Regions from separate parts of the Mus musculus genome. Here regions 1, 2 and 4 are each linked to region 3. The links are chromatin loops, found by intact Hi-C in ENCODE. Cell type or tissue: left cerebral cortex. All regions are shown on one strand. Region 1 has its middle 26 kb from the start of Gm33149. Region 2 holds the start of Slc38a1 (solute carrier family 38, member 1). Region 3 holds the start of Slc38a2 (solute carrier family 38, member 2). Region 4 holds the start of Scaf11 (SR-related CTD-associated factor 11).

Region 1 (8,000 bases), 440 kb before region 3:
TATGTGTAAGTAAAATGAACTGTGCACACGATTTAAGGACAGAGGGGGGAATTAATATTTCACTGTTATAATGTCATTGTGGTGGTCTGAATATGCTTTGTCAATGGGAAGTGGCACTATTAGAAGGTGTGGCCTTGTTAGAGGAAGTGTGGCCTTGTTAGAGGAAGTGTGTCACTGTGGAGGTGGGTCTTTGAGGTCTCAAATATATGCTTAAGTCTGGCTGGTGTGATCTAGAGTCTCCTCCTGGCTGCCTTCTGATCAAGACGTAGAACTCTCTGCTCCACCAGCACCATGCCTACCTGGATGCTACTGTGCTCCCTGCATTGATGATAATGGACTGAATCTCAGAACCTGTAAGTCAGCCCCAATGAAATGTCCTTATAAGAATTGCCTTGGTCACGGTGTCTCTTCACAGCAACAGATACCCTAACCGAGATAGTCATCAAATATCATGACTTGGTACAGTCTCACTTGAAAATGGACTTATGGCTTGATCCTTGTGTGTTCCAGTGCACACATTTAAAAGGTGTAGGGATGGGGTGTGTGTAAAATGATATGCTAAGAAAAGAAAGAAAATACATGTATATAAAATGCTCAGTTAAAACACAACACCAGGAATGTGCACTGGGAATTCCAGCCCTCGGGGGGATTGCAACAGGTTCTGGCTAGTACCATCTATCTTGCAAGTTCTCTGTGGCTTTGAGCTCTGTTTAAAAATAAAAGGCAACAATGACAATAAAAAAGCATTTTAAATTCACAATAAATGAAGTCAAGTAAAAGCTAAAATAAAATAGGAACAAAGTACGCAGAAACCAATAATGAACTCAGTAAATACTGAGTGACTCGTGTGTCAGTGTTCTGAATATACCTACTAAAATGCTGGCCCGTGGAGGAGAAAAGATCCCATGACCTTGTGAGCAAGTGGGGGTGGGGTGGGTGTGGGGAGGGGGTGTGGGAGAAGTCAGAGTGGAGCAAAGTGGGGTGGACTTGAGCAAAGTCACATTGTATGCACGTACAAGAGTCTTGAACACAAAAGGGCCATGTGTCAGATTTGGTGGAACCTTTGTTATGGGAGGAGCTGGGGGAAGGGAGTGGATATGTTAAAGACACTGTAAGAAATTCTCAGAGAATAAGAAACATCGTTTAAAATTAAAAACAAACACCGCTGCTAACATCCTGATCAACAGTGAAAAACTAGAAGCTTTCCACATGGATCAGGAGCAAGGAAAGGACTTCTTAAATAACACTCCTTCTCAGCATCTTACGGGAGTTTTAGTTAACTCGCTGGGACAGCAAATCAGTCAAAGGCTAAGGTACTGAGAAGGACAAAAGTCCATTCACAGACGACACAGCATCCACATAGAAAAGTCAAGGCATGGGGTATTGTAACTCAGCGAAAGAAACTCGTCTTTACACAGAAGACCGTGGGCTCAATCCCAACACAAACAAACAAACAAACAAAACCAACCAACCAACAAAACGTCAGGCAGGAGGAAGGAGGAGACAGGAAAAAAGGAGGGGAGGAGAAGGAAAAGAGAAAGAAAAGGAGAAGAGAATTCCAGGAGGGACTTTCCTATTTAATTTGAGGAATGTTAATAACCCTAGTATCTCCATTATTGATAATGAGATCCTGTTAGTCAATCAGGCATCTTCTAAATTCAGCGCTTCCTAATCGATACCAGCTAAATGAGCAAGGCAAGTCAATGACTGACGCTGCTGTTTCACGGCAGTCAGAATCTGCTGAGTAACTTATTCTACCTAATAACTGCAGCTCATGGTAACTGAGAACTTGGGAAGTGCCAAGAATAGGGCTAGTATTTGCGGTGGTTTGGATAAGAATGGCTCATATACTTGCATGCTTAGTCACCAGGGAGTGGCACTCTTCCATAGGATTAGAAGGTATGGCTTTGTTGGAGGAAGTGTGGTATTGTGGGTGTGCCTTGGGGTTTCAAAAACCATGCCAGGTTCTGTCTCTCTCTCTCTCTCTCTCTCCCTGCTTCCCTCTGTGTGAGTGTGTGCTTGTGAAACAGAGTGTGACTCTCGGCTACTGCTTCAGCTCCATGTGTGCCACAATGCTTCCTGCCATGATGATAATGAACTAATCTCTCTGAAACTGTAAGCCAGACCCCAATTCAATACTTCCTTTTGTAAGAGTTGCCTTGGTCATGGTGTCTCTTCCCAGCAAAAGAACATTGACTAAGACAGTCTCATCAGTAGTACTAGCAAGTGCAGCTTATCTGTTGAGGAAACAGAGATTACTAGGGGTGAAATAAACAATAGAAAGACACAGGTCCAACACTGGTGGGACAGGATGTAGAGGAATTTTAATCCAGGAACATGGCTGCTCTAATCACATCCAAAGACCTAGGTCTGTGTGATCTATTGGAATTTAATGTCACATGCCTTTCATCCCCCTGGCTGGAATATAGACATGCCTTTACTACACACCATTAAGGTAAGGTTAGTTTATAGAAGGAAGCAGCCATGTTTGAAAGTGATTTCTAATCGAGGGGCAGACAAAGTGATGGATCAGAGAAGGACTTGGCAGAGTCAGAGAAGGGATATGCCCATTTCTCGTGAGAACAGACAGGAAAGAGCTAGCTCAAGAGGGGAGCATGGAAAAGAGGGGGAGAGAGGCAGTTTTTACGGGGACAGTTTTACAGAGACAGGTTCCAGATGAAGACAGAAGGAGCCAGAGAAGGATCCAGAAGATTAGAACAGATTGCCAGAGTTAGTTTGAGGCCAAGCAGAGCAATTTAGTGAGAAGCCAAGAGAAGCCAGATTGAATCAGTCATCTTGGAGGGGAGTTTGAGCCAGAGCAGTTGAGTTGAACCAGCCAGCCAGAGTTCAGAAAGGGCAAGCTTACTCATCAGCCAGCCTCTAAGATGACAATCACACCAGGGATGTACAAGTGACTGTTACAGCAGGGATTTGAGTTCTGGCACGTGATGCCTGGATCCGTTTGTAAGCCTGTCTTCACACAGCTTCAACACAGTAGTAGGAGCCCAGCAACCTCTGCATCACATAGGTAAAGCTTTCTATTCCAGTGACCATCGAATGGTCCTGTGAAAGAGATGCCCGTTCAGCTCCTATAACCTTCTGTTCAAGAATGACTCGCACTTTGCATACTCGGATTACCTAGAAAAATCCAGAACGTTAGAGAAAAGTGATGAACTAATCTGCCTAAGTTGATTTGAAAATGAGGGTAAAGAATGTGATTTTTTTCATGCTTTACATTTATATTTAAATCTGTGGCCAACTTTGAGTCTCTTTCTTTTTTCCTCTACTTCTCTTTCCTCATATTCCTGCCTCCTCTTTTGAGATAAGGTCTCCTTCTATAGCCAAGGCTGGCCAAGACCTCATTATGTTGCCAACATTGGCCTTGAAATCATGGTCATCCCCCTGCCTCAGTCTCCCAAGTTCTAAGATTAGAGTCATTAACTAGCACAGGGGAGTTCTTTATTTTGGAAGAAGACACAATCCCACACAGTTCTTAGAAATACGTATATTGTTTGCAGATGTGTAACCCATCACAGGATGGTCCAGTGGTCAAGGAAGAAGACGACTGTCTAACTAGAGCCATTACTGGAGTTGTTGGGAGAACTCACTGTTGGGATAATATTGTGCACCGTGTAAACACCGTCTTTGTATTATTCAAATGCTGATCTCTCTGTTGGCAGAGGGCCAAGTACAAGCTGACTTTGGTGTCGTTATTAATATGGCTGCATCATATTTTGTAAACCCACCCTCTCTCACCTTCTGACTGGTTTATCAAAAAGCTGACGGCCTGTAACAAAAACAGGAAATAGAAGGTGGGACTTCCTGGAAGAGAGGGGAACTCTGGGAGAGAGTCAGGCCCGGGAGGATTCATCAAGAAGATGGAGAAGAAGCTGCAGGCCTGGAAGGAAGGAGAGGTAGCTAACCAGTTACATGGTGAGACTTAGATTAGCATAAACGGAATAGTTGAGCTCCGAGCCAGCTGGAAACAAACCTAACTTCAGGCCTAGGCATTCATAAATAAATATATGTCTCTGTGTCATTATTTGGAAGCTGGCAGTCCCAAAGCAAGTCCTGTTACAAGTGCTGTTGGAGATAGTGTGTGTGTGTGTGTGTGTGTGTGTGTGTGTGTGTGTGTGTGACTATGTATATCAAACTTCCTGAATTTTTTAGTCTTACCCTCCCAGACCTGCCCAAACCTCCTTTGAGTTGATAAGGACAAATATTGTCCGATGCTGATGTTATTTTGAGTTTTATAGAAAGTCCTGCCTAACAATTTGAACTAGGCTGTGCGTGTTTCCATTTGGTTGCTAGGCTGCATTCTGGGTCACTTCCCAGCAGCCTAGGTGACAGCTCTTCATGGGACACCTGAATAGCTGTAAGGTGATGAACTGTGAGATATCACATGATACACAGCCTTTAAAATAGGCAGTGTGACATAATGCACCCGCTGTGACCCAGGTTGTGGTGGAAAGTATCTGGAAGAGGAAAAATGAGATTCCGATGGCTGAAAGATAGCCAGTTTAGAATCTAGGCAGGGGTAGGGAAGACGAAGGCCAAGGAAGCTTTCTACACTCCCACCCGTCCCCCAGGGACAGTTCTGAAGCCCTACACTGTCCTGTAATGTGCCACAGACAGAAGCAATACAAGAGAAATGGAACTAGGGCTTGCTAAAGACATCAGAGCCCCAGGAAATCTCCTGGCCGAGAAGTTGGACAGATCTCTTGACACTTATTCTTTGTTTCCAGAATCTTCCACGTCTATCTCAAAAGTTTCATTGATCACCTTGCCCTTCTTTTCCAGATAATAGTACAGGCTTTCCCCGCCCGAGATCAGGCCAGCAATTTGGCTGCCCCGCGTCTTTCCAAATTGACTGCGTGGGAAACGCAATTTACTTCCTCCTCCAACAGTAGGTGGCAGCACTAACCTTGTTCATTAGGTTCCCGCATCTGTAAAAGCAAGCCGAATTTGCTCAGTGGCAACAGTTTAAGGTCAGGCCTTATTTAAAATGTAAAGAAGATAGGCAAGTAGGCAAGTAACTTAAAAACCCGACTAATCACTTAGCAATTAAGAGACTGGAGACACTGCCCACATTTACACTCATTGAAATGTGAAGCAGAAACCTGACTCATTTTTATTATTTTTTCTTCTTCACTGGAGTCTCAGGCAAAGCTGGCAGCCAGTAGAGCATTTCTGAAGAAAATAAGTGCTTGAAGTCAGATATGAGAATTTGTATTTTATTATGTGAAATTTACATCTCAAGCCCCCGACAGCTCAACATTTTGAAATCACACTTATTTACTTGTGCATGGGGGTGGGGGAGGGGACTCATGGGGGGGGGGAGGTCAGAGAACAACTTTCAGAAAGGGGTTCTCTTTTAACAGATTTCCCTTTTTAAGAGCAGCCTTAGGTCAAGAGCAAAATTGAGAGAAAAGTGCAGAGAGAAGCCCATGTGTCCTCTGGACATCTCCAAACTACAACCATCCACACAGAGTTTCTGCCTGCTGCTGGTGCTCAACATGACTAGTTAATCAGCTTCACACGTCCGTAGTTTACCTTGGTCTTCACCTGGAACTGTACGTTCTGGGAGTTTGGAACTAGAGCTAAAGCGGTGTTTTCTCCTATGCTGCGTACAGAGTACCACCACTGTCCTATATGTCTCCACTCACTCCCCACCCACTCCCTCCAACCTCTCCACTACTGAATGTTCTGCCTTCTCTGTAACTTGGTCCTGCCACTGGTGGGGGGGGGGGTCTTACAGTGTTTCTTGTTATGTGATTGGTTGTTTCCCTCGTCAAAGAACCTCTAAGTTTCCCCCACTTGCTTCCTTGTCAAGACGGTTCATTTTCCTCACTGCCGAGTACAAGCCCTTGTCTGGATGGGCCACAATCTACTCTCCCACTGACCTGAAGGATGCTTGGTTCCTTCCAAGTTCTGGATCAGATATAAAGCTGCTATCAGCATCTGTGGGTGGGCATATGTTCCCGGGTCATTTGAGTACATGTAAAAGCCTGGTTACTGTAACGTGGTGGTGTGTTTAGTTTTGTTGGAAGCTACCAAACCATCTCCATAGTTCATGGCGTTTCAGGGCCCCAGCAATAGGTGAGACCTGCTGCTCTCACCTCTAGAATTGGGTATTGGGGTTGGTCAGGGCTGCAGAGGACCCTGGTTCAAATCCCAGCACCCATTCATTTTCTTATGGGTGACATTTAAGAGTCCTTAGCAGAGTCGTGTCAATAAGATAAACACCTCTAGTGCTCACCCCCTTCCACAAGGATAGCCAAAGAGAAGAATAAACTACCACATTCCGACAAAACAACTAAAGAGAGTATGGCGTACATCAGGGGACTGGACATCGGCACCTTGGACATTGGGACCCTGCACACTGACAGGGTGGTCATTATGGACTCTCTGTAGAACTCATGGGTGGTTGGCCCAGCACAGAAAACTACCTGGATTCTATGAGCCCCAGTGTCCCCAAAGGAGGACTTGGTGGCTGTGCCCTGCTTTCCATGGACAGTGTGGTGTCTCTGAGGTGACATCTTGGAACCAGAACTGCTGTTAATGCGCTGTCCTCTGGAGACAGGAACCATGGCATACCTCCACCACTGAGAATTTGCCACCATGGGTGCACCCCCACCTGGAGGGGGCAGTATTCTTACCACAAACCACTACTTCACCATCTTGCTGGGACTAAGCTTCACAGTCACTGCCCCGTCCCTTCCCAGACTCTGTCATTTCTTCCTGCCTTAGATACAATAGTGCCCAGCAGTGACAGTCTCCGAATGTAATAGTGGACTTACTCACTTCTGTGTAATTCTGCCACCATTGCTTGCCTAGCTTAGCATTCTATCGTTAGGCAACTACACATAAATTGTTACATATTCTTCATGAACTGACCCCCTGTCATTTCTCAGTGCTGCCTTCGTCCCTAATTAATATGGAGCTGTAGAGCACATTTGAAAATTTATCTCCACTTACTCTTTCTCTGGCTTTCTTTATATCCAAGTGTATTACTTGTGTGCTTTTCTTTCCTTCCTTCCTTCCTTCTTTCTTTCTTTCTTTCTTTCTCTTTCTTTCTTCCTTTCTCTCCTTTTTCCCTTGGCTTTTGAGATAAGATCTCTCTACACAGCCCTGGCTGTCCTGGAACTCACTGTGTAGACAAAGATCACCCCAAATTCAGAGAGATTCCCCTGCCTCTGCCTCCCAAGTGCCGAAGTTAAAGGTGTGTGCCGCCATGCCTGGTGATTCTTCTTCTTCCTCTTCGTCTTTAAAGATTTATTTATTATTATTATACATAAGTTCACTGTAGCTGACTTCAGACACACCAGAAGAGAGCATCAGATCTCATTATGGGTGGTTGTGAGCCACCATGTGGTTGCTGGGATTTGAACTCAGGACCTTCGGAAGAGCAGTCAGTGCCCTTACCCGCTGAGTCATCTCACCAGCCCCCAATTTTCCTTCTTCTTCTTCTTCTTCTTCTTCTTCTTCTTCTTCTTCTTCTTCTTCTTCTTCTTCTTCTTCTTCTTCTTCTTCTTCTTCTTCTTCTTCTTCTTCTTTTTCCGAGACAGGGTTTCTCTGTGTAGCCCTGGCTGTCCTGGAACTCACTCTGTAGACCAGGCTGGCCTCGAACTCAGAAATCCGCCTGCCTCTGCCTCCCAAGTGCTGGGATTAAAGGCGTGGGCAACCACGCCCGGCGATTTTCCTTCTTCTTAAACAACTGATTTTGAACATTTCTTGGAAGGTGAGCTCACTAGACAGCATGCCCCTCACTATTTGTCTGAGAAAGTCTTCATTTTTCCCTGGTTTTGAGTGATGGATTTACAAGGTACTTGATTCTAGGCTGATAAAGCCTTTTCCCTCAATGGCCCACGGTATTCTTGCTTCCAAGATTTCTAGAAGCAATACGTAATTTTTACCTTTGTTCTCTTTTGTAGAAGAGACAGTGGGCCACCTCTATGTAAATGCTGGGGGCGGGGGGGGGGCACACAGCTGTAAAAACA
Region 2 (8,000 bases), 62 kb after region 3:
TGGGTCGCGGGGCTACCCTCACGCTGCTCCCTTCCCACAATGCAACTCCGTTCGGTGAGGCCCTGGCGTACCCCAAGAGACGGCCCCCTGCCACCGCCTGGGCGAGTGAGCCGCTCCACCTCCAACCCCGAGGGTGCGGGTGCGGCAGCTGTGGCCCCAGCTGAGGCCCCGGGAGGGCGCAGGCAGGTGCCGGGAGGCCCGCAGCCTCCGTATGCTCGGGTACCACCAGCGCGTTGTTCGCGCATCCGCTCGCACTGCCCTTCCTGGATGCTCGGTGTCCGCCAGCCGCGGTCGCCTTGCGGTCTGGTAGCCCAGGGGGGAAGAGGAGCAAGAAGGCGCGGCGACCAGCGGCATGTGACCCGCACTGCTCTACCGCACACAGCTCAACTCCGCCGGCGCGCGGGCATGGAGGGATGATGGTCTGAAAGGCCGCGCTCCCGTCCCCAAACTGCCGAAGAGAAAGGGCGACGCGCCTCGCAGGAGCCAATGAGTCAGGTTGGAGCCCCTCCGCGCCGGGCGTGTGAATGTAAGTGCTGGCGGGCAGAGTGTGGGTGGGGGGAAACTGATGCAACCAGCCCTGGGAGGAGGAGGAGGAGGAGGAGGAGGAGGAGGAGGAGGAGGAGGAGGAGGAGGAGGAGGAGGAGGAGGTGGTGGTGGAAAAGGAGGAGGAGGAGGAGAGCTGTGGCCACGCCACTCTTCCTGAAGGTCGCCGGTAACCCGGCCTTTTACCTTCCTCCGAAACCCGCCACGCGGATCCTCCCCGCCCAGTCTTACAGACCTGGGGCCACCTTTCCCTAGCTAGTCCTTGACACAAAAAAGGACATCTAACTGCCGGGGACGGCCTGGAAGGGCGGACACTTTGGTGGCGCCTTTCCCTTTATTTCTCGAGGTAAGGTGCTTTTGGAGGGCAGAGGGAGCGGCGACTTGGAGGGAAGGGGAGTTTGAACAGGAAGGGAAGGAGGTAACTCAGACAGCCTCCATGTCTCGTGGACACGGGCAGAGCGTCGCGGCGCCTTTCTAGAAGGCAGGAGTCCGGTGCCCTTCCCTGAACGCAGGGACTCCAGATACCGCCGTGGCGTACAGTACCTTACTTTGTAGACCTGGTTTTATGGTGATGGAGTGTGCCACCAGATCTGGTGTCACTTTCGCGAATTAGGAACCAAGCATGCGATGTAAGGGGCATAAGGTACACCGAGGAGTGAATCAGTCTGCATCTTGGGACTGGCCGGCAGCGGAGCCTCGGAGACCGGCTCCCCAGCGCGGTAAACAGGTGCACGTTGGCTGCACCTCCACGGGCTCGGCCCCTGTCTCCGTTCCGGTTAGTGGGATGATGCTGGCAGTGACTCACTTTCCTCTCCCTCTCTGGAGGCTCTCTCCCGAATGAAGAGCCAGTGATAGGCTACTTCCTCTAGAGCCTGGTCCGGTGGGGCGGGAGAACAAAAGGCCACTGCTTGCGCAGGACCCTTGCGCCCTGGTCTCCCCTCCCCCGCACCTGGCCCCAAACGTTGCGGCAAAACGCTTATAAACTGGTCCGCTCCACGCGAGGAGGAAAACGCGCGGAGATCTCTTGTAGCCCGTCTTCATCTCTCCCAACCCCCGCGACAGCCCGGCTCCGGGTGCGGGACTGCTCCGCACCCTCGCGAACAGCGCGCGGATCCCGGTGCATCGCCCGCCGCTGGGTTTCGGCCCAACTGTGCTCGCACTAGACTCGAGTGCATATGGCGGCAAAAGGAATTTCGCGGTAAGCGCGTCACGCCGCGAACTGCCTTTCACAAGCTGCCTCGGGCCGAGGAAGGTGGCGCTTACTCCAGCCCTTTGTGTCTCGCTCTGCGGCGTGGACCCGGGTTCTCACCAGCCTGTTCCATCGGTGGGAAGCACACTGGCTTGGGGATCGCGTACTTGTCTCAGACGTTTAGACGGTGTCGTACGTGGAAGAGAGGAAAGGACCCACTGCTAGAAAACGGTACGCGTTTGCAAGATTTAACACCTCCGCGGTTTTTTGTTTTTTGTAACTTAAAAAGAATACAATGGAGTGTGTGTGTGTGGGGGGGGGGCGGTAATTGTATGGTTTGCAAAACGCGGGTCTAGCAAGGCTGTAATTTGTCACCTTGATACAAGAAACAGTGCTGCAACTCGTGCTTTTTCTGACGTCAGAAGGACAACGGAAATAAAACCTGAGCTGGCTGGCCTCATTGTCAAATAACTCACCCTATAGGAAACTGGCAAGTCCCGCCACTGCACGGGTCTGGTATGGCCGCCTAACCTCTGTCTTAAAATGACTTAAATGACTCTGCTGTTGGGTTACTTAGTTCTCAGTGAGTGGCTGAAAGCAACGGAAATGCGGCCTAGTTTGATTGCGGTTTTGATCTTAATAGGGATTTTTTTTTTTTTTTTAAAGAACAGGTGTTGAATAATTAGGGATGCTGTGTAGCAGGCAGCAACTAATCAGATCAAGTTCCGGCTCCTGTGTAATGTCCATTTCAACAGGAAACAGACTATGGATGAACGCAAACAGAAATGCCAGGTGTTCAGGTTGGGAAGACATGAGACAGAGTCATGTGAACCTGGAGGATCCTTGTGATAGGCGACCCATTAGGAGAGGTTGTGTGAGGGGTGGCGTGTCTTCCTTTCTTAATGAGGAGAAATAATTGTCTATGGGAGTAATTAGGGGGAGATTTTCAGAAGAAATAGTGCTTACTGCACCCTGGGCTGCCTGTAATCCAGCAGATACGTTAAGTAGATTGAAAGGTACTTTCCAGTCTTTAAAGTTTTTTGCTGCTTCTGAACATTTTTTACCTTGTTTCATGGACTGAGGGTTACACTGAGAAAGCAGCGGACTTAAGAGGCCTGGCATCTGCTACCATGTCCACTATTTTTTTTTTTTTTTTTTTTTGGTCCTCTAATGCCAGGGATATGGGAATTGCTTAATAAATTCTTGCTGGATTGTGACCTTGGCAAGGTAGCTCGCCCAACCCCTTTCTGAGGGGCAACTCTTTTCTCTGTTCCATGATTGGTCCTCTTCCCTCACGGTTGAAACACTGCAGTCTGTCTGCTCTGCTTTTCTCGCTTACCATGGCCTCTCCTTTTGAGCAATGGTAGGGCATTGAAAATGTCCCTTGTTTGTCCTTTTGTCTGCGTCCCCAAATGTGCAAACCCATCAGGTGGATTGTTGAGAATCAGGAGCTATGGGCTGGGAAGTCCCTTGAAGTGTCTACGGATGTGGGAGGCAGATGCAAGCGTGCCAGGGAGTCAGCTTAGGTGGTGTCATAGCCGCTCAGTCTTTCTCTTCTAGGCTAAACGCGGCTCCTGTAGCTCAGCCTGGGCACTTCCACAAGTTTAACATTGTATCCTGATTTTAAAACAGTCCATGTTTTGTAAGGTCCTCACTCCGCACTGAGTTCCCACTTGCTTAGAAATAGCCCGGATTCTTTTCTCATTTATGGCGAATCCTCACCTCTTTCTCTCTCTCCCAAGTGACATTGTCTTTCTCCCAGGACACACTGCAAATTCCCCTTGGTCCCAGGTATTTTTCTGCCCCAGTGGCTATGTGGCTTCCAGAGTAGAATGCCTACTGAAATCTTGTATTTTGTGACAACCTGGTCAGGGTGCTATTTTTCTGGTTCTTACAAGTGCTTAGTGACCACCTTCCTTTTTATACAGTTTTTTTCCCCCACTCTGGGTGCCACACCAGGTGGTGGAGCAGAGATGGTAAGGCCTCGCCGTTAGCTCAGATCTGCATACCAGGCTGCGACTTAATGGCCTTGGGAACTTGCAGCAAATTGTTGAATGTCTCTGAGCTTCAGAATTTCATTTATCAAATGAGAACAACACCCATGGTGGTTATTAAGTTATTCCAGAGATTTCATTAAGATGGCGGTTGATGTAAGGTATTCACTCTCATCTGTACAATTTGATGGCTTGGTTACTGGTTTTCTGCCAATCATGGGTTTCCAGCTACTCCTAAATGGCAGAGGAGTTTAGATTCATAGAAGCCCGTGTGGCAATGGGGAGTGGGGTTGGAGAGACTCACTTCCAGAGAGGTTGCCTAAAACCGTGGGCAACTCAGGGGACAGGTTGAGGCCTCACTGTCTCCATCCACAGTTGTGCAATGAGAACCATCTGGGAGACTCTTTGAACAAGTCAGGGCTATTTGGGACATTGCCATCCAAGATCACTGCCAAGGACAGGCTTGGAAAAGGGTTGTTTGTTTGTTTGTTTGTTTGTTTGAAGTGTTTCTCAGCCTGGCTCCACAGCAGACTCAACCTGTGCCTTTGGAAATCTACTAATTTACAGATTCCATCTCCAAAGATTCAGGCAGAGCAGACAAGAGAATGAAAAGAAAGCAAAAAAAAAAAAAAAAAAAAAAACAAAACAAAAAAAAAAACCAAGCAAACAAAACCGTACCGGGTGATTCTGTAGTAGTTTAGACTTAAAAGCAAAGCCCACAAACCGAGCATCAGCTTAAATGAGGATGTCTACGGGTTGCCTGGTGACATCTTAGCCACGTGAGGCTGTGAGCTTCACTGACTTTTCCCTTCGATTTTACTAACCATCCAGCTGGTGACATCATGGGGCCCTAGCCTCAGGTTACAACGTGTGGCCTGTATTTTCCCAGGCTGGGAGGCCCTTCCAGTGAGACAGCCAGATCACGAGAAGAAATAACGTGAGGATCTCAGTTTCCATCTCTGGCAATGACGAAGGAGGCTGTAAAGGAAAAGGGACCGGATAGGCTGTGGCCTGAGGAGGGAGGAAGAAAGGGGCTGATGGGAGGGGGCGGAGCTGAGGAAAAGGAGCCTTAAGTTGTCATAGTTCCTGTTGTGAGTGCAGACTGGTGAGCAAGGCCTGAGTAAGCTTATGGGGATATTTTGTGTGAGTTACATTTTTCCTTTTAAGATTATTTGGAGTTAATTTCTGGATAAAAATTAGGATGTCACTTCACATACGGATTTCCAGCGCTCCTTACAAAATGTCGGTGGGTGTGGTAGCGCATGCCTTTAGTCCCAGGACTCTAGAGGAAGAAACAGGAGGATCTCTGTCAAGCCTGGCCTATAGAGTGGGTCTATAGGGAACAAGCCAAGGCTACGCTGTAAGACCCTATTTCAAACGAAACAAAACCCTAAAGATTGGCTTGTTCCTTTTGCTGGTTGGAGGGACCTGACTAAATCCTGTCTTCTCCAGTTCTGTGAGCCTGCGCTGTGTTGCTAATCTGTCTAGCCTGCCCGGACACACGAGCTGTCCTTGATCTTGCCTTTACTCTCAATCTGTAGGACCTTAAGGCTGGCTCTCCATTAGGCTCCTCCGGAGAGCATTTAAGGTATGCACAGTTGGGTTATGTCCTAGACCCATGGTGTCAGAGGTCACTCTTTATGTCCGATTTTCTTCTTTAAGTTTCCTGGTCTGTTCCCATGTCCAGCTAGATTGGCAGGAACTGGCCTTGAGTCGGCTGTTGAGATGTATCCATGGGCTCCTCTGCTTGGTAAAAGTTGACCTGTAAGCAGACAGACCAGCCAGAGGGGGTGAGACCTGGGAGAGAGCTTGAGAGAACATCTGCCCATTCAACCCCCAGAGACCCAGATAGGGAATTGTTCCATTTCTGCGTCATCAAGTGACCTTTGAATGATAATGTGTCTTTGGGACTTATTTCTCTCTTCAGATTGAGGTACTTGAAGGTCTTCTTGTTAAAAAGACCTCATTTTTATATGCCACTTTAGGGGGCTGTTAGCCCCTACGTTAGTGATTTTCCTATGGCATTTCCTTGGGACTTGGCTGTCAGCTCAACCCGGGGTTAACTACAGTGTAACTACTGCCCACTGCTTTTAGTAGAAGATTGGTCTTTGATCACGAATATCAATGTAACTAGATGCGCATATGCAGAGAATTGTGCTTTTCGTTAGAGCGTCCATAGTTGCTTTTGACTGCTTATATTTGTTGTGATTCTAGAAATCCACTCTCAGTTACTGAGAGTTTTATTTGTATTAGGAGTCATATCAATGGATGCTCAGTAAACTCCAAATGTTGATCTTTATTATTATTTTACAGTAGTATAGAATCTGTTCTCTTACATAGATTATATGTTGACTTGACTTTTGACTTTCTATCTCAAAGAAGTCGATGTCATGTTGGAACATGTAAATACAGATATTCATATACCTGGACATATTGAAAGCAGAACCTTGGTTGATATGTAGAGACTTGAACAGTCGTAGTATGCAACAGGCAGGATAAGGTGCAGTGTAATGTAATCTGCTCTATAATTCAGTGACTAGTCGACATGCCCCCAGTGACTGCTGGTGTGTGTGTTCCTCTTTCTTTTCTTTTTTGGTTTTTCGAGACAGTGTTTTTCTCTGTATAGCCCTGGCTGTCCTGGAAGTCCTGTAGACCAGGCTGGTCTCGAACTCAGAAATCTGCCTGCCTCTGCCTCCCAAGTGCTGGGATTAAAGGCATGTGCCACCACGCCCAGCTGGCCAGTGTGTGTTCTTAATGAGCTTTCTTTGCCACTGGGTTTCCACCCCATCAGCAATGCTGACATTTTGAGCCAGATCTCATCTGCCTTTGCCATGCCGGTTTAACGCCATTCCAGCCAGGCCTGCTGGAGGCCTAGAGTGACCCCTCATATGTGTAGCCAGGAATGTCTCCAGACTTTGCCAAATATCTCCTGATGGGCAAAACTCCTCCCTGATGAGACAGACAGCTTTGGTCCCTGCCTTCTCTGGATTTTAGAAGCCACACGGAGAATCTTAAGCATTCCGGGGGCATTCTGGGCGCGGTGGCAGGATATGATGAAAATACCTTCCCCGAAGCTGTGCTTTCAGATGGATTTTTCAAACTCGCCTCATCCAGATTCATCCCAAAGGAAATTATGTGCAGGTTCATGAAGGTGGACAGGGCTGTCTGCTACTCACAGTCTCCATTTTTATGTCTCTCTTCTGAAGAAATTGTATGGGTGCGGATCACTGTGTGTCCGCAGACTTCGCTTTAAAAAGACTTCCACCATCTCCAGTGTTAAGGCGTGTCTACTAGGCTGTGTGCCTATGAGGTCTGTGTTACCTTGATACCGCTCCCCCAGAAAACTGAAATTGCGAAAACAGACAGCAAAACAATTAAAAAAAAAAAACCTCAAAAACAAACAAAAACCATCATCATTAGAATATCTGAATCCTTGATCCAAGCCAGTGAGTAATCTGCATAGCAGGTATGTCTGAGTCCTTCCAGGGTCCTGAGTTCAATTCCCAGCCACCACATGGTGGCTCACAACCCTCTAATGGCATCTGACGCCTTCTTAAGGTGTGTCTGAAGACAGTTACAGCATACTCATATACATAGAATAAATAAATAAGTCTTTAAAAAAGAAAAGAAAGCAAGGACCTATTCCAGTTTGCACAGGGGGGATAGGAAGTCGGGAGGGTATGGACAGGACCTAACAGGGGCAACCTGGGAGCAAGCAGACCATGCAGCAGGAGTGTGCAGAGTTCCGCAGGTGGGGAGGTGGGGAGGGATGCGGCTGTAAGCGATTCACACTTAGGATCAAGGAATCACTCTGTACATATTTGGAAGAGATAGACGCAAGGCAAACGTTTTCCAGAAGGATCCTTTTCTGCAGTTGGGAGAAGGTGGCCTGGCAGAGTTAGGGCTGTGAGCTGTAAAGGAGGGAGGGAAAGGATCGAAAGGATCAGCCTTTAGGAAGGGAAACAGGCAGGCCATGGTGGCGGATCCAGGGGGTTGCTTTAAAGTGATACCCAGATTGGAAGTTCAGCTTCCAGTCTGCAGTGATGACCGTGGCAAATAGCCAAGCAAATAGCCAAATAAACGGGTCTAGCAAGCCGCCAGAGACCTAAAGAATTTATGGAAATTTCTAAACCGGAAGGAGCGGCTAGATCTCCTCTCCTCCCTCCCGACTCTTTCTATAGATAAAACAAACCCATACAAAACCTTGTTTTGTGCCGAGGGACACGATCATGATCAAGTAGAGTTCGAAAGGGAGATCCCACATATTTGCCCGT
Region 3 (8,000 bases):
TCTCTATCAATCACTGCTAGATGAGACGCGGAGCAGCTTTGATAGGGAAATCAATAGCTCTGCTGTGCTTTGTAAGGGATGTGAGAGCTGCCCCTCAGCCATGTTAGCCAATAGGTTTTTTGAGAAACCTGGAGGAACTCAAAACTCTCTGTTCTAGAGAAACTCAAAACTCTTTGTTCCTGCCTTGATGAAATCAGGAGAGAGATAAGGTGATGGAACTAGATTAAGCCCCAACCAGACAAAAAAAGAAAAAGAAAAAAAGAAGTAGCAGTCTACAGACATCACTAAAAGGAGTGTCCAAACATCTTTCTAGAATAAGATCACTCTCAAATGAAATCATCACACACAGACGAGATTGGGCATGTTCAGGGTGGTATGGCTGTAGACAGCATCGAATACAGAAGAGCTAACGAAAGATGTGGCATTTAAGATGAGGAAATACAAAAAGTCTTAGATACGTTAGAAAGTTGCAAAACGCCGCATGAGAGGCAGAGGCAGGCGGATTTCTGAGCCAGCCTGGTCTACAAAGTGAGTTCCAGGACAGCCAGGGCTATACAGAGAAACCCTGTCTCGAAAAACCAAAAAAGAAAAAAGAAAAAAAAAGAAAAGTCGCATGAAGAACATTGTAACTATAGGAGTGATTTAATGGAAAATGGGTTGTAGTTGAAAACAGTAAGTAGTGCATCTTGGCAAAAGCACAGAGTATGAAAGGAGAATACTGAGTATCTATTGATTATCGATTGATAAGTAGTAAACTATACCTGGCCATGGTGATTTAAAACAATGAAGAGTTATCACTTGTTTCTATGAGTCAAGAATCCTAGCTAGGCTTACCGGAGTCCTGTGATGAAGGTTTCTCCTGCAGACAAAATCACCTCAAAAATCAACAGAGCAGGAGCTGCCCGCATACGCCTGGGACCCAGGAATGTTGGAAGAAGGCTTCAGATCCCCTGCATGATGGGCTTGTGCATGGTTGTGAGCCACCATGAGGATGCTGAGAATCAAACCTAGGTCTTCTGAATGAGCAAGTGCTCTTAAGCACTGAGCCATCTCTGCAGCTTCCATGAAAGTCGGTGTCCTTTAGTAACCAAGTTAGAGGTGAGGAGGTTGGAGGTATGGCTCAGCACTGAAGATCGTGTGTTGTTCCTTCAGAACACTAGAGTTTCTCAGCACCCTTGTCAGCAGCCCACAATCGTCACTAACCCTAGCTCCAAGGGATTCCATCCCTCTGGCTCCTGTGAGAGTGTGTGCGCACACACACACACACACACACAGAGAGAGAGAGAGAGAGAGAGAGAGAGAGAGAGAGAGAGAGAGAGAGAGGGAGAGAGAATTAGTATTTCTTATTTTTTTCAAACAAGAAGTGATGTGCTATTTTTGCTGAGGAGAGCCACATCACTAGGCCCAGTCTGAAGGATTTCCAAAAGATAGAAGACCAGAAAGTAAGAGTCACTGGGTCCATCACTAACAGGGTGGAACTACAGGCCAAATCAGGGTGACTACAGATGCCTAACTCAGAATGTAGCTTGCTGAAATGGAAGACAGAGGGAACAAACTGCAGGCGAAGCACTGAATAAACAAACTTTGAGGGTCACTCTTAACTCTAGCTGTTTAACAGGCTGGGAAGGTTAGCTAATTATAGCCTAGTAATGTGGCTCTCCTTAGTAAAACAAAACTTTATTTTATTAGGCAACAATGGTCAGATAATTCTATAGATGGCAGCTATCCACGCTCACTAAAAACTCCCAACAACCACGCTGGATGGTGGTGGCACACGCTTTTAATCCCAGCTGGGGAGGCTGAGGCAGGCAGATCTCTGAGTTCAAGTTCAGCCAGGTCTACAGATTGATTTCCAGGACAGCTGTGCTAAACACATGGAAACCGTGGCTGCGGGTTGGGGTGGTGAACAAAAATCAAAACCGAACAAAACAACAAAACAAAACAAAAAACAAAAAAAAAATCACCCCACAAAACTTTCCATCATCTATTCGGACAATGCACGTTAAAAAAAAAAAAAATCCAGAGCTACTGTGAGGCTACCTTTCTCTTAAGGAATAGGCTACCAGATTGTTTTCAGACTTCTTGGGTCCCAGCAAGAAATACATTTTACATCACAAAAACAGGTGTGGTAGCAAATTCCGAGGTCCGGGGTTCCAGCTGTCATCCAAACTCCAGGTGTTAAGGAAAGGGGGCAGGGAAAAGGAAAATGGATCCCGGGTTCCAGTCCAGCCCAGGCATGTTTTCGAAATTCTGGTTCAAAAATAGCCCCCTGCAAGTACATTTTACATCACAACCCCAAACGCAGCCTATTTAGTCGACACACAAGCTTCACAGCAAAGTGCTTAGTACTGCTAAGGGTGGGACGCTGCTTTCTCCCCCTTATATCCTACTCATTAAAGAAGAATGTTAAGCTGGTAGGTGCCCACTGAGTCTCAACCACATGATCTCTCTTTTGCAGTTTGAAAAATGCAGACACGTCAGCTTTGCCACATTTGGGGATACAGTTGTGTCTCCTGCCTTCTAGACACAGGACAACAGCAATAACCCAGTGGAGGTCTCAGTGGGAAAACTCTTGTGTTAGAATTTTTTTAAAAAGATTTATTTTTAGGTGTATTGGAGTTTTGCCTGTGTGTACGTCTGTGCACCGGGTGTGTGCTGTGGCCACGGCCACAGAAGACAGAAGACGGCTTTCGATTCACCCCCCACCCCCCAGATGGAGTTAAATATGGCAGTGTTAGAGTTCCAGTGTATAAATCGCTACACAAACCAGGCCGCTTTAGAAGGACGTGCCATTAATAGAGTAAGTGTGTCTGGGATAGAGTTGTGTCTCCCTGTTCACCAGGTTAGGGCACAGTAGTGAGCTGCCATGTTGCTGCTGAGAACTGAACCTGAGGCCTCTGGAAGAGCAGCCAGCGCTCTTACCCACTGAGTCATCTCTCCAGGCCTAGTAACGCGCATTTTCGATTCACTACTGGGAAGAATCAAAGTGGTGATAGAAAAATCACCTTTTTGCTTTGCATTGTTATTGTCACGTACTATTCAGTTTCTGACCATCCGGAAATTCAGATAAAGATTACAAGCCTCCAAATCTATTCCTCTCCCCTCCCCTCTCCCTTTCCCTCCCCTCTCCCCTCTCCCTCTCCTCTCCCTCTCCCTCCCCTCTCCCTCCCTCTCCCCTCTCCCTCTCCCTCTCCCTCTCCCTCTCCCTCTCCCTCTCCCTCTCCCTCTCCCTCTCCCTCTCCCTCTCCCTCTCCCTCTCCCTCTCCCTCTCCCTCTCCCTCCTCTCCTCTCCTCTCCCTTCCCCTCAGTCCTTCTCTCCCTCCCCACCTCTCTCCTTAACTATCCTGCAGTATGAACCATGGAAAAAGTCCAAAGGACAATAGGTCTAATTGTATTCCAAATTGCAGCCATAACCAATAACCTACAGAACTTCCTGAATACCTCTAACAGGGCAAGAGATTTACCTAGAATGAAAAAGTGGTTTAAGATCTTTTGAGTTTTATCAGTTGAAACCTGATAGAAAGGAATTTCCCAGGATTCCTGAGTCCACCACCAAGCGTTTCCTGACAGGAGTTTATCCGATGTTACTAGGGTGTGCAGTTGGGAGGGGGGCGGGGTAAGGTAATCAAGACTTTTTTAGCTACGATTATATGTCAGATTCCTAACCTCCCCTCTGAGGAGAGTTCGGTCTCCATGGGGAGACTGTCGATACAAGACTACAAACAAATTCGAACAATCTGAGGACTGTGCAAGACAGCACAGGTTTATGAAGTCCGGACACCACATGGTTTAGAAAACAGAACTGCAAAAGTAGGACTGAGGAGGGGAGCATTAATTATAGGCAAGCCGAAAAAAGGCGTTCCTGGCTCCTTAGGTCTAGAGTGACCACCGCCCTTGAGAGGGGCGAGGGGACGTGCAGCATTCATTCTAAGGCTATTGTTTAAGTATGGCTGACCGGACCAGAGGTTTAGGATGAAGAACACAGTGTGTAAAGGGGAAATAGGGTCCTGCCCTGTCAATCATGAACACTGACACGGGCTGAAGGTACCCCAAGACTTTCGTGCCACGGAAATAGGCAGTGTTGCAGATTTCCTCAGGAAAACATTGAAGGCAAAAAAGTGTGATCACACCCAACCCTTTCCTCTATGCCCAGCCCAATCTCTCCCACGTCCCCCAAAGGAAGAGAGCACCAGGTCAAACTCGTTTGTTTATTCTTTCATTCAACCAGCATTTCGCTCTCCTCGGGGGTCTTTGTTCAACCGAAAGGGAAGGGCCCTCGCCATTCCGGCAGCACCGAATATTCTCGTCTAGGGGTCCCCCTGAGCCGCCCGGCTCTGCAAGACCAAAAGCACCACCGAGGGATCTGGGCTGTAGAGAAAGCTCCAGGCCTACATTCCAACGAGGGCGCTCTCGCTGGAAGCCCGGGGAGACGCTAGCACCAGGGGTGGGGTGGTAGCAGGAGGGAAAGTGTCCACCAAGAGGGAACAGGGCGCCCCTGGGCGGCCTCGGAAGAACCCAGCCCGAGGTTCTTTTATTAAAGGTGTGTCTGGCTTGCTGGTCAAACGCAAACCCTCCCTAGTACGCTGTGGCACGTGCAACCCAAAAGTCTATGCCGACACGCAACTGCGAGCCGCCTCTCATTCACCACCAGGCTAGCACTGGAGAGTGAAAGCACATCTAGGTGGAAAGATCGAGAACACAAACCGGCCCTCTGGGCAGCGTGGCAGCGCCCGCCCAAGTTCTGCGGGAGAAAAAAAAAAAAAAAAACCCTTCACGTAAATCAAATCTTAAGTCACGGGCTGGGAATGGTTATGGGGGGGGGGGCTGGGAGGGTAGGGTACTGCACACTCGCCGGCTGCGTCCCCGAAACGCAGCGTTGGAGACCGGGCTGGGAGGGAATCTAAGGGATCCGGCTCCGTAATTACAGCAGCCGCGGGTGGCGGCCACCCACGGGGCTGCAGTGCCCCGAGCCGCGGGGAAGCGGGGTGCGGCTGGCCCCCCGATTCGGGGTGCGGGGCAACCGGGAGGGAGGCGGAGCCCAGGTGCTGTTGATACACAAAGGCGAACGCCCGCGCCCCGCCCACTGACGCGGCGCCCCGCCGCTATAACTCGCGCTCGGGAAGCTGCTCCACACCGCGCCACGCCGTCGCCCGCGCCGCTACCCCTCAATCTCCGCCGGAGGATCGTGATCGCCATTCCCCGCTCTTTTTTTTCATTTTTCTTTAATAATTAAAGAGGAAAAAAAAATCCACCTCTTCTGCCTGTTGTTGGATTACGGGGAAATTTTAAAAATTTTTTATTAAAAAAAATAAAAGAAAAGGACTCCGTCACTGTTACATTTTTTCCCTCGTTTTACAATTCTGGTGTGTGACCGAGACAGCCCACGGGAGACGCTGCCGTGAGGTGGGCCAGCTCGCAGGGAGAGCACCGAGGTGAGGCGGGGGAGGGGCGGCGGCGGGGACGCGGGCGGCGCCGGCGGCGGGAGCGGGGGCTTGCGGCCACCCGGCCACAGCCTCCCGTTAGGGGGAAGGGGGAATCGCGCACGGGCCGCTCGGCTGCTTGCAATCGGGTCTTGTGCCTCGAAAATAATCGTCCGGTCCGGGCGTGGGGCAAGGCGAACCGCGCGAGGGCTTGACAATCAATCGCCCCTCGGTATTGCATCAGTTCCTCCCGGGGTAGAGGAGGGGCGGGTGACCGGGTACCCGGGGCAGTCCCCGGCTTGCCGGAGGCTAGGCTCGGCGTGCGCCCTGTAAACAAGCCCCGGCTGGGGCAGGGGGACCGGGCTCAGCGCCGGGGCGGCTGGAGGGGCGCCTCGGCGGGCGCATCTTTGTTCTCGCGGCCCCGCCGTCGGTACTTTTCCGCCCCTCGCCGCGCCCCCGCCCCTCGCTCGCCTGGTACTTTTCCACTCGCCTGGCGGGGGATGAATCAGCCGCGCTGCGCCGCTCGGCGGCGTCACGTGGTACGGGGGGGGGGCGGGCGGGCGCGCGCCGCAGTCCTGACGCGCCGCCTTCTACCTTCGCAGGCAGCCTCGAGGGCCAGTGCGCCGCCAAGGACAAAAGGAAGCCCGCGCCGCGAGCGAGCCGCACACCGTCCGTCCCTCCCGAGCAGCATGAAGAAGACCGAAATGGGAAGGTTCAACATCTCCCCGGATGAGGACAGCAGCAGTTACAGCTCCAACAGTGACTTCAACTACTCATACCCCACCAAGCAGGCTGCTCTGAAAAGGTGGGAAAAAGAAATGTGCTTTGCAAATTAAAAAAAAAAAGCCAGCTTGCACACACGGGTGCCTCGGGGCTGGAGGGATTGCTCATCGGTTACAGGCTAACGCGCACACCCAGGAACCAGAAGGCTCACCCGAAGCCTCGGTCTCCCCTGGCTCACAGCCCCGGAGAGAGTAGCCTGCTAAATTACCCGGTTGTTACTGCATGACAGATGGTATTACCTTCGAGAACACCTAGTTCATGCATTAACTTAAGCAGAACTGAAGGGCTTTACATGATGTAAACTATAGTTTTCGTATCTTTCAGTTGGGTTACAACGGCCTTTTTAAAAAAAAAAAAAATTATGTGTTTGCAGCCATTATGCCGACGTGGATCCCGAAAACCAGAACTTTTTACTTGAATCAAATTTGGGGAAGAAGAAGTACGAAACAGACTTTGTAAGTTAACAGTACTGTTATGTGCTTGGCTTTATGGAGTCAAAGAATAGTGTTACTTTTAGATTTCAAATCTGACTTGCCCGAAGCTGGTTTTTCTCCTTTTAATTATTGTTATATGTTTGGTTATCGTTTCCCTCTGTGTAGCATCCAGGTACTACTTCCTTTGGAATGTCAGTATTTAATCTGAGCAATGCGATTGTGGGCAGTGGAATCCTTGGGCTTTCTTATGCCATGGCTAATACTGGAATTGCTCTTTTTATGTAAGTATGTGTAAGTGGTGCCTGCCGTGCAGGGCAGTTAATATGATAAACATATTCTTGGCTCCAGGAAAAAAAAAAAAAAAAAAAAGCAACTTGCGGTTCAAAGTAGTCGGTGTTAAAAATAATTTAAGCTTGAAAGTATGGGAAATCCGAATCTCTGTTTTACTGCTATTATTGTACGTCCTCGTGCAAGCAAGTTAGACAGAACGTGGGATAGCGCTTAAAACTGACCGGTTAAGGCCAGCCTTTCCAGAAGGTATTGTTAATTGTAAAATAGATGGGTTTTATAAGTTGACGGTCTCGCCCTAGAACCTGTGACATAAGGAAAAGAAGGTTGGAGGTGTATAAGGTGTGGTGGTATTTACCTAGCCCAGATCATATTTGTCTAAGAGCAAGTGAGTCATAATTTTCTGGATGCTAAAGAGCAAATTCACTTTTTAAAAAGTCTTTCCGGATACATAGGATTGGTGCCTGACTTCTAAGTAAGAGTCTACTAATTTTTTTTTAAGTTAGTTGGCTGAACCTCCAGAAGTCATGTTTTGGAGGGTTACCCATTTGGGGGTCACTTACCCGTGGTTGATATGATGGAAGAGTGGTAGACTAGAGGTCAGCACTAGGCTGCTTGGCTTGCCTGGCATGCAGATTGATTTCTGAGTTCGATTCCCCGGGCCATCAGAGCAGTAGTAAGAGGGGGGGAAAAAAGGCTGTTTCCAAATACAAAAGCATGTATGTGTTTGAGTGTGTAGTTCTGTGTTGAGATTTTCAAACTGCCTGTAGATCATGGCTGACACAGTTTGTGTGGAGGCGCCTCTGACTTCACCATAACCTCTGCACCAATGGGAAGTGCACACACTCGACAGCTGTCCCTTTTTGTGACAGTTGAGAAATTTTGGTTAGTTGATGGGGATCTAGCACTCAAATGACTTTCTCCCGGCATAATAAAAAAAAATGTTTGAGAGAAAAGCTCTGCTTTGTCAGACCCCACACAGATGTTAAAGTCTGGCTTTGGGTAACTAGAAGCATCAAGATGAAGATTTGGGGGGGTCCTTGCAAAAAAAAACGTGCGTGGCCTTGGTACAGAA
Region 4 (8,000 bases), 240 kb after region 3:
GCTCGCCTTTGAAGGTGTCTCTGCCCTGCTGTTTGACAACTGTTAGCGATAAACCCAGTTATAGCCAGCCTCTGCCAGAGGGTGTGACATCAAGGAGAGTACAGCTTTTTGTGGGAAGCCACATGTGCCGTTGCAGAGTGGCACTGACTACTGCTGGCCACCACGCATAAGTTTGGACAAACAACCAATGTGTACATATGCAGTAAAGTTTTTTGCAAAGACACTGCCTGGCCCGGGCATGATAATGAGGCTTTGAGAGTATAACCAATCAGATGTGAGACATGCAAATGAGGTATGATAATGAGGCTCTGTGAGGTACAGAGAGAGAGAGTAGCTAATCAGATGAGGAACATGCAAATGAGGCATAGTGCATAACCAATCCGGGTGTGAGACAAGCCTCTCCTAGGCCTATATAAACAGCATCAGTTCTGGGCTCGGGGTCTTTTCGCCTCTGCAATCAAGCTCTCCCAATAAACGTGTGCAGAAGGATCCTGTTGCAGCGTCGTTCTTGCTGGTCAAGTCTGGCGCGCGCAAGAGCTTTTCTCGAAGGTGATGGACCTTGGACAGGTGGTAACATGGGTAAAATGATACGGGCTTGATCACGTCAGCAGTGGTCGGCCACAGTATTTGTTCGGTGAGAACAGCTGATGCCAAGATTGAACAGCACTGAATTTGGTGCTAGGGCTGCGGGGTTCTGGTGTCACCCACGCGGATGGCAATTTACCACGTGATTCAAAGTTCACAGCTAGGGTATTATTGCAGAGTGTACAATCATTTATGTGTACTTCCCAGTGGCTGGGGCTGGAGCTAGGAGGGCTTGCTTTATTGACTTACAATGCAGAATGCTAACCCCTGTGCACACCAATGCGGGCACACCACTGACTCTGTCTGTATTTGGTTACGCTGATTAGTGTTAAGAGACTGTATCTGGAGGTTCATCTTTCTTGAGTGGAATATTGGTTTTAATAAAGCTATATTATTTTGTGAAAGTTCCTGTAACTTTTCCTTATAGCATTTAGTTTCCATTCGTTATATGGACATTGCATATTTGACCACATTTTGTCCATGAGTCTTAACTGCATACCTTTTGAATTTGTAAATTTTTATTGACATAAACACACTATACAGATTAAATTGAAAACCTCCTGTTATATAAAAATCGAAGATAAAACACGGGGTTATTTGTTTAAAACTGCCAAGGGGTTAAGTAACCCAAGGTCTTTATTCCATGATTTCTTTTTTCTTCTTCTCTTAATGTGAATTTTGTTTTGTGTTACATTCATAAAAGACAGATTATAGCAATTATTTCTGATGAACCCATAAAAATGTATACATTGACCGATCACCTTTCATTTTCAAAGCTGCTGCTATGGGTTTGTTTGTTTGTTTTTGGTTTTTCAATGCTATGGGTTTCTATCACACTGTGAAAGGATGGTTGCCCGAGAAACTGCAACACAATTGAGAATTTCAATGAAGGTATTTTTATGTGCACCATTTGTAGATCTTAGCAAATCTCTTTTGGGGGGGAGGGGGAGGGAGACTGGAGAGATAGTTCAGGTCAGTTATTAGCATTTCTCTTCCAGATGAGCTAGGTTTGAGTATCAGCAACAACAACCTGGTTCATAACTCCACCTGGAAGTCCAGCCCCAGACACCTTGTCTTCCTCTTCTGGCCTCCATGGGCACTGCAAGAATGTGGTGCAGACATACATGTAAGCAAAATACCCATATACATAAAAAATAAACTAAAATGCTCTCTGTATGTACATGTTTGTTCATGGGGTACTTCTCTGTTGTGGTGTACTCGTGAAAGTGTGTGTCCCACAGTGCACAAGTGGGGTCAGAGGACAACCTTGGGTATCAATTCTTGCCTTCTACACTCTACAGGTAGGGTCTGTTGTCTCTGACAGCAGGCTAGCTTCAGAGGTCTCTCCTGTTGTCTCTCCGTGAAAGCCCTGGAATTACGGATGCCTGCTATGGTGCCCAACTTTCTGTGGGTTCTGGGGAGTCAACCTCAGGTCCTCATGCTTGTGTGGTAAGCACTTAATGAGCCACCTCCCTAGCCCTCACTTGTTTATGATTATAAATGAGTCTAAAGTATTAACAGGTATGCCATCGACATTATCCATCTGTTTTATATTTACCCTCTCTGATAAATTTAAAAAAAAAAAAAGGAAACAAAACACATTCTTATCATGCAAACACAGTAAAGAGGAGAACACCATATATAGAAATAGGCAGGGTCTCTCTCTTGGGGAACAAGAAACAGCCTATATTACAATGCACCTTCGTTTCTGTTAGGTAAGTATTGTGTGTGTGGAGGGGGAGGTGGATGGGGGCGGGAGGTGGTCAAAGGGCAGTTAGGCAGGAGGAGCCTTTTCTCGTGCTCTGTTACCCAGCACGATGGCTACAGAGTGAATTTTAAATGTTGCGAACACAAAAGGTAGAGCAATAAATTTGAAGTAGGAGATGTGGAGTTTGAGGATCGGTCTGCACAGTGAGACTCTGCATTAAAAACAAAATAAAATACATACAAAAGAATATCACATCTTCACCGGGAATTGCTCTTACTGATAAAATTCTCTAGGGTGAATTCTGGACCCCGAGTGTACACAGGAAAGCTAAACTTTATCTCTGCAGGATGGTTAACAGTGCCTTTGACTTGATTCTGTCACACAACAGTTTCAACAGGTTTTTAGGTTTTCTTAATCACCAGCTTCATTCGTCGTCATTACAAGAGAAAGGTCCCTCAGAAAGTCTTGTTTCATCAGAACAAAGTATTTTAACACCTCTAAATCACTGCGAAATACTTGCACACAGGAACACCACATTTCCAAACCTATGAAGATAGCTCACTGACACTGGGAGAGACAAGGCTGCCATTCATTGCATTCCTAAGCGGTTATTTACCCAGTCCCTTGCTGGTGCTCGGCTCTGTGAAGAGCTTAACGAGACATCATCCCAAACTTCGGTGTGACGTGACGGGCACTGAACAGCCAAGTAGCACAGGATGAAGATGCCAGGGAAGCGACAGGATCAGAGAGGAGGGCAGGGGACGCTGCTGGGCTGGAGGTAGGGAGGGAACAGCCTGGGTTGGGGTGGCCAGGCGACAGCGTGGATTGCAAGAGGACAACTAGGAAAAGCTAGAGCGTGGAGCAGGGGGTGAAAAAGCCAGCGCCTGACGAAAAGCCTGTAAAGACACCTCCGAGGTGAAACAAAAGATCCGAGGGCGCTGCAGGGCAGGAGGACATCGCAGAGTGACTGAAAGTGGAAGCACTTAAAGCCAGCCAGGCTCGGCTAGCCTCGGGGACGCGGGCTTAGGGCGTGGGAGTGTGTCCCGGGCTGGCAGGCCGCCGCGCACGTGCAGCGGGCGGAGTACTTCATCCGTGCCAACTACGCACGAGTTCTTCTCGGGACTGCAGTCTCTCCAAAACATCTTTATTGTCGCCCACGGAGCCTGCCAGGAAAGGCCACGACCAGAGAGAGCGCGGCCAGGGCGCAGGGGCGGGGGTGGGGATGAGGGGGAAAGGGGTGGAGCGAGGACTGAGCACGGCGCGTGCGCGTAGCGCTCCGAGCGGCAAGAGGGCGGGGCAAGAAGAATGTTTCCCAGAAGCCCCGGCCACTCGCAGACGCCGGAGCTCCCGCTCTCCAGCCGGGCGGCGTGCCCCGCCCACCACGTCCGTCCGTCCGTCGCGGCTCGCGGGCGCCCCCTGGAGGTCCGGGGGAGTACGGCAGCGCCCGCGAGCAGGTAGCGTGCGGCGGGTCCAGCCGCCCGCCCGCCCGCCCGCCCGCGTCGTCACCACAGTGCGCCGACCTGTGGCGGCGCGGCTGAGCCCCGCGGAAGGAGGGAGGGAGAAAGGGAGGGAGCCGCCAGACACGGCGGGGGAGGGGAGCGGCGGTGGCGCAAGCGGCGCGGAGCTAGCGCCGCCTGCCCGGGTCTCCTGCTGCGTGGCTGCCTGCGTGCTCCCGACCCGGCCGTCCGAGCCAGCCCGCGGGCCGCGCGCGCTTCCGAGCGGCCGGAGGAGTCCATGGTGCAGAACTTAGCGGCGGACTGACGGAGACCGGGCCTCCTGCGCCGGCGCGGCCGCGGGACCTCGGCCTCAGGTAAACACGGCGGGCCGGAGAGAGCGGACGAGGCGCCCCGGGGCGCAGCGCAGCGCGGCGCGGCGGGGGCGCGGGCCGGGCGGGCGGGCAAAGTTTGGGGCTCGCGCGCGGCTCGGGCGGTGTCTTTCGCTGCGAGCAAAGTTGGGAGCCGCGGCCCCGGGCGGCGCGGGGCGGAGGTCCAGTTTGGGCGCGCGCGGGGCCTAGGAGCAGAGCGGGGCGGCGCGGGCTGCGGGGCCTCGGCCGAGGCAGGAAGGGGCTCCAGGCCCGGCCCGCAGCTCCCCCACCCGCAGTGGGAACGTGTCGGCCGTGCTTCCGGGCGCTCCCAGGCTGGCCCGCTTTCCCGTGGAGTTCGCGTTCGTCCCCGAGCCTCCGGGTCCCGCTTGTGAAACCAAACTTCACTAGGCTGTGACCTCCCCGGCGCCTGAACGAGGAAGCGCTGGCCGGCGCCTGGCCTCGGCCTCTCCCTCCCTCCCTCGGCGGCCGCCTCCCCACCCCCGCCGTCGTTTTTAAAACCCGCTGCCCGGGCTGCCCGCGGTCCAACCGGCCGGGAGATCGAAACTCAGCCCCGCTCAACCCCGCCTTAGAGCCGGGGACTGAGTACCGATTAGAAGATTGGCCAATGCACGCTCGTCTTCCGCACGGATCTCGAAGAATTTAATTTAAAAGACACCTGGTTGCAATTGAGGGCAACAGTCCCAGATTGAAATGGTGACCTACACTCCCCATGCGTTGATCTGTACAGTATCGTATTCCGGTAGTCCGGCTAATCATCTGCGTGTGTGAGGTAGTAAACAATACAGAATGCAAGTTTTACATGCTGATCGTACTACGTAAAACCGCGGCTGCTTCTCATTCATTTTGGATTACATTTTGGCTACCATCCTTATATACTAGCAGCGAACTAACGAAAACTGACGAGAAAGTTTTTTAGTATGCCTTGACTAAGATATGGTAGTATTCAAATTTCCCCCAGTTTGGGCAGTTTTCTCTGAATTTTGGGGAAAGTATATCAATAAGTACGTTTTTTTTCATTTTTCAAGGAAAAGATAACTCATGTATGATTTATTTGCCGCAGCCCCACAACAGTGAAGGCAATAGATTCTTAGCCCTTTCATTTAACCGGTATTTTTAATAAAATTTTATTGGGTAATTCTGTCTCTCCACACCATGTTTCCACCCCCACCTCCCCCTCTGCTTTGGCACTTGGCTTAACCATTTTATTATTATTTAAAACAGAAGGAAAAAGTAGTTTTCTTGTTGTTATTGTTGGTTTATTTTTTATTTTTTGCCCAAATAGACAAAAAAGAAAAATTGAAAATATCTTTAGATATGAATTAATTTGCGTTTTGTTTATGCAGTCATTTTTTTCTTCTTCTTCTTCTTCATTGTTTATCAAGACAGGGTTTCTCTGTGTAGCCCTATCCATCCTGGATCCGCTCTGTAGATCAGGCTGGCCTCAGACTCAGAAATCCGCCTGCCTCTGCCTCTAGAGTGTTGGGATTAAAGGTGTGTGCCACCATTGCCCCTCTTGTGGTCAGAGTTTCAAAGATTAGCAGTTCCTACTGTAGCTTCACTTTAGCTAATAGTTTTTTCTTTGCCCTTCTGTAAATATACTGCAAAGGCAGCCTTCAACATGACAAAGGAGAAAAATACAAAAGAAAGTGTAAATTACTTAATTTTTAAGAGAAAACTTTTAAGAGTTTTCTTCCTGGAAGTCCCTCACGTGGTTCTGGGCCTTCTATTGGGTATTCCCAATTTTCCCATCTTCCTGGAGCACGGATAGTTTACGAGCGGTTTTCATGAAAACTTACCTAACCTGCTGTCATCCCTGACATATACCTTTAGTAATGAAGTATAATGGTAACTACCCATCAGCCTGCACATTTTAGGTACTTTAATGCAAGATAGTTGTAAACCACCATTCTAAGAGGGCAGTGTGCCTCAAAGTAACACAAGCTAGTTATAAAATAATGTGCACTGTGCTTCCCAGCTTCTGCTCTTGTCTTTTAGGGATGTAAGTGGTGTTTTGTCTTACCTTGTCTACTGAAAAACAGATGAGGTGTAGAACAGGCTGGCCTCGAACTCAGAAGTCCACCTGCCTCTGCCTCCCAAGTTCTGGAATCAAAGGTGTGCACCACCGCTGCCAGGCCAGATGAGTTTTATACATCAGATAGCTCATGGTGGCCTTGAACTTGTGATCCTCCTGCCTCTGTCTCGCAAGTGCTGGGAATTACAGTTGTACTAGCTTTAAAACCCAGGTCATTTGTTTTTTAAACATTTACCTTGTTTATTTACTTATATTTATCCTTGGAGGCCAGAAAAAGGTGTGTGATCTCCTGGAGCTAGAGTAGCCGACAGTTGTGAACCACGAGACGTAGGTATTGGGAACTGAGTCCTGATTTTCTCAAAGAGCAGCAAGTGTTCTTAACTGCTGAGCCATCTTTCTAGTCTCCAAACCCAAATTCTTAAAATTCTGTTCCTCACCTTGCACTTTGTTTCACATCTGGGCAGTGGTGACTGTAGTAAGCGGAAGAGTCTAGAGGTAAAATAGCCAGTACCATGGTCTAGTAGTAGGGGCTTTTGTGGGCCTGAGATGGTTCACTGGGTAAAGGCCACCTGAGCGTCCAATCTCTGGAACTCATACAAAGATGGAAGTTGTTCTCTGGCCTCAGTATGTGTGCCATGTTGTACACCCCTACCCCTAGCACAATAGTAATACATTAATTGAAAAATATATTTTGAATTTTATTCCTAAGAATTACCTTTGACTTGTCCCTTTTTAGAAATTAAAGTTATGACACAATAAAATTTCAGTGTGAGAATTTTAAAACACCATCCTCTCTTGCTTGGAAAATAACTTCCTAATAAGACAAACATGACAACACCATTTATCTTTGTTAACCCACAGTCTTTAACACTCTTAAGCCAGAATGAACCTTTTGTATTAGCTTGTGTTACTTACCTTCCCAAATGGCTTTCTTTCTCAGTCCCAGGAGATCACTGTGGCCTTTCCATAGCTCTGAAGTTACTTAGATTTCTTCTCTGACCCCATCTTCTTCCCTTTTCTCCAACCACGTTTCTCCAGGGCTACCAAGGTGTTCTCTGACTCTTGCATCTGAAGCAGCATCCCCATCTGCCACCCTTCCTATTCAATTTTATGTCCGTTTTCCCCCCACAGCATTTTATCTCTTTTTGACATACTGCTGTTAATCTAACACGTTTATTATGTTTCTTCAGTCTAATGCAACTTCCATGGGAACAGGTTTTGTCTTAGCTTTTTCTTTACATTGCAAGTGTATGTGCAATGGCTGGAGTTCAGAGGACAACTTGGTAAAGTGTGTTCTCCTGTGGACCTTAGGGACCCGACTAAATCACCAGGCTTTGTATGAAGTGCCTTTACCTGCTGAGTCATCTCACTGGCCCAGGGTTTGTCATTTTGTCAATGTTTTACTCCTAACAATTTGAACAGTGCATAGCATTGTAGTAGGTAAATGACAACTATTTCGTGGATTCACGTTTCCTGTTATAACTATTAAAGCTAGTTTTATAGTTTTTGTAAGGTTCTTATAGGTTTTTAATGTTTATTAAGTCTCTTGAATAATTTGCCAAATTATTTACATTCATGCATATAGACCATGTTTACATACAATCCACATTTTTTTTTAATGTGTGCACACATGTATATATCTCTTGAGTGTCTGTTCACATGTGCACTTAGGTGCCTGCAGAGGCCACAACTTCTGTTACACAACAGGTGGTTGTGAGCCACGTGACCGCTGGGGTCCAAACACTGGTTCTCATTGAACAAGTGGTTTTGTTTTGTTTTGTCTTGTTTTTACTGCCAAGCTACCCCTCTAGCCTAGGAGTCCTTTTAAAAAGAAGAGTGGCAATTTATGG

Evidence for each region. Peaks named below come from ENCODE experiments on the same cell type or tissue, not always from the same donor. Only the 100,000 strongest peaks of a DNase experiment are listed, where the experiment ranks them.
Region 1: it touches region 3 in a loop (2.4-fold over the local background); 3 of 42 quality-filtered maps call a loop at or near these places.
Region 2: it touches region 3 in a loop (4-fold over the local background); 7 of 42 quality-filtered maps call a loop at or near these places.
Region 4: a loop joins it to region 3, with 6 times the contacts of the local background. A loop is called at or near these places in 2 of 42 quality-filtered maps.

Annotation. Positions count from the first base shown.
Region 1 is chr15:97,132,387-97,140,386 of GRCm38, reverse strand. No RefSeq gene overlaps it. Among named protein-coding and RNA genes, the nearest start is that of Gm33149, 26 kb to the left of the region's middle. In left cerebral cortex, a CTCF peak has its summit at 4,909 (motif pointing right); a DNase peak (open chromatin) is centred at 4,922.
Region 2 is chr15:96,635,017-96,643,016 of GRCm38, reverse strand. Slc38a1 (solute carrier family 38, member 1) reads left to right here and starts at 104. Exons shown (of 16, transcript NM_001166458.1): 1 at 104-526. In left cerebral cortex, no CTCF peak of the experiment used is centred here; DNase peaks (open chromatin) are centred at 2,165, 2,512, 3,162, 4,681 and 4 more places; H3K4me3 peaks cover 3,476 bases; H3K27ac peaks cover 2,152 bases.
Region 3 is chr15:96,696,840-96,704,839 of GRCm38, reverse strand. It overlaps Slc38a2 (solute carrier family 38, member 2), which reads left to right and starts at 5,112. Exons shown (of 16, transcript NM_175121.4): 1 at 5,112-5,432; 2 at 6,023-6,225; 3 at 6,577-6,658; 4 at 6,803-6,918. The coding sequence starts at 6,110. In left cerebral cortex, a CTCF peak has its summit at 4,502; DNase peaks (open chromatin) are centred at 4,477, 4,551, 5,071 and 5,910; H3K4me3 peaks cover 3,752 bases; H3K27ac peaks cover 2,706 bases.
Region 4 is chr15:96,456,705-96,464,704 of GRCm38, reverse strand. It overlaps Scaf11 (SR-related CTD-associated factor 11), which reads left to right and starts at 3,862. Exons shown (of 15, transcript NM_028148.2): 1 at 3,862-4,103. Gm41408 reads right to left here. Exons shown (of 2, transcript XM_030248866.1): 2 at 1,459-4,661. The coding sequence ends at 3,796. In left cerebral cortex, a CTCF peak has its summit at 3,698 (motif pointing left); DNase peaks (open chromatin) are centred at 3,124, 3,636 and 4,493; H3K4me3 peaks cover 2,590 bases; H3K27ac peaks cover 2,035 bases.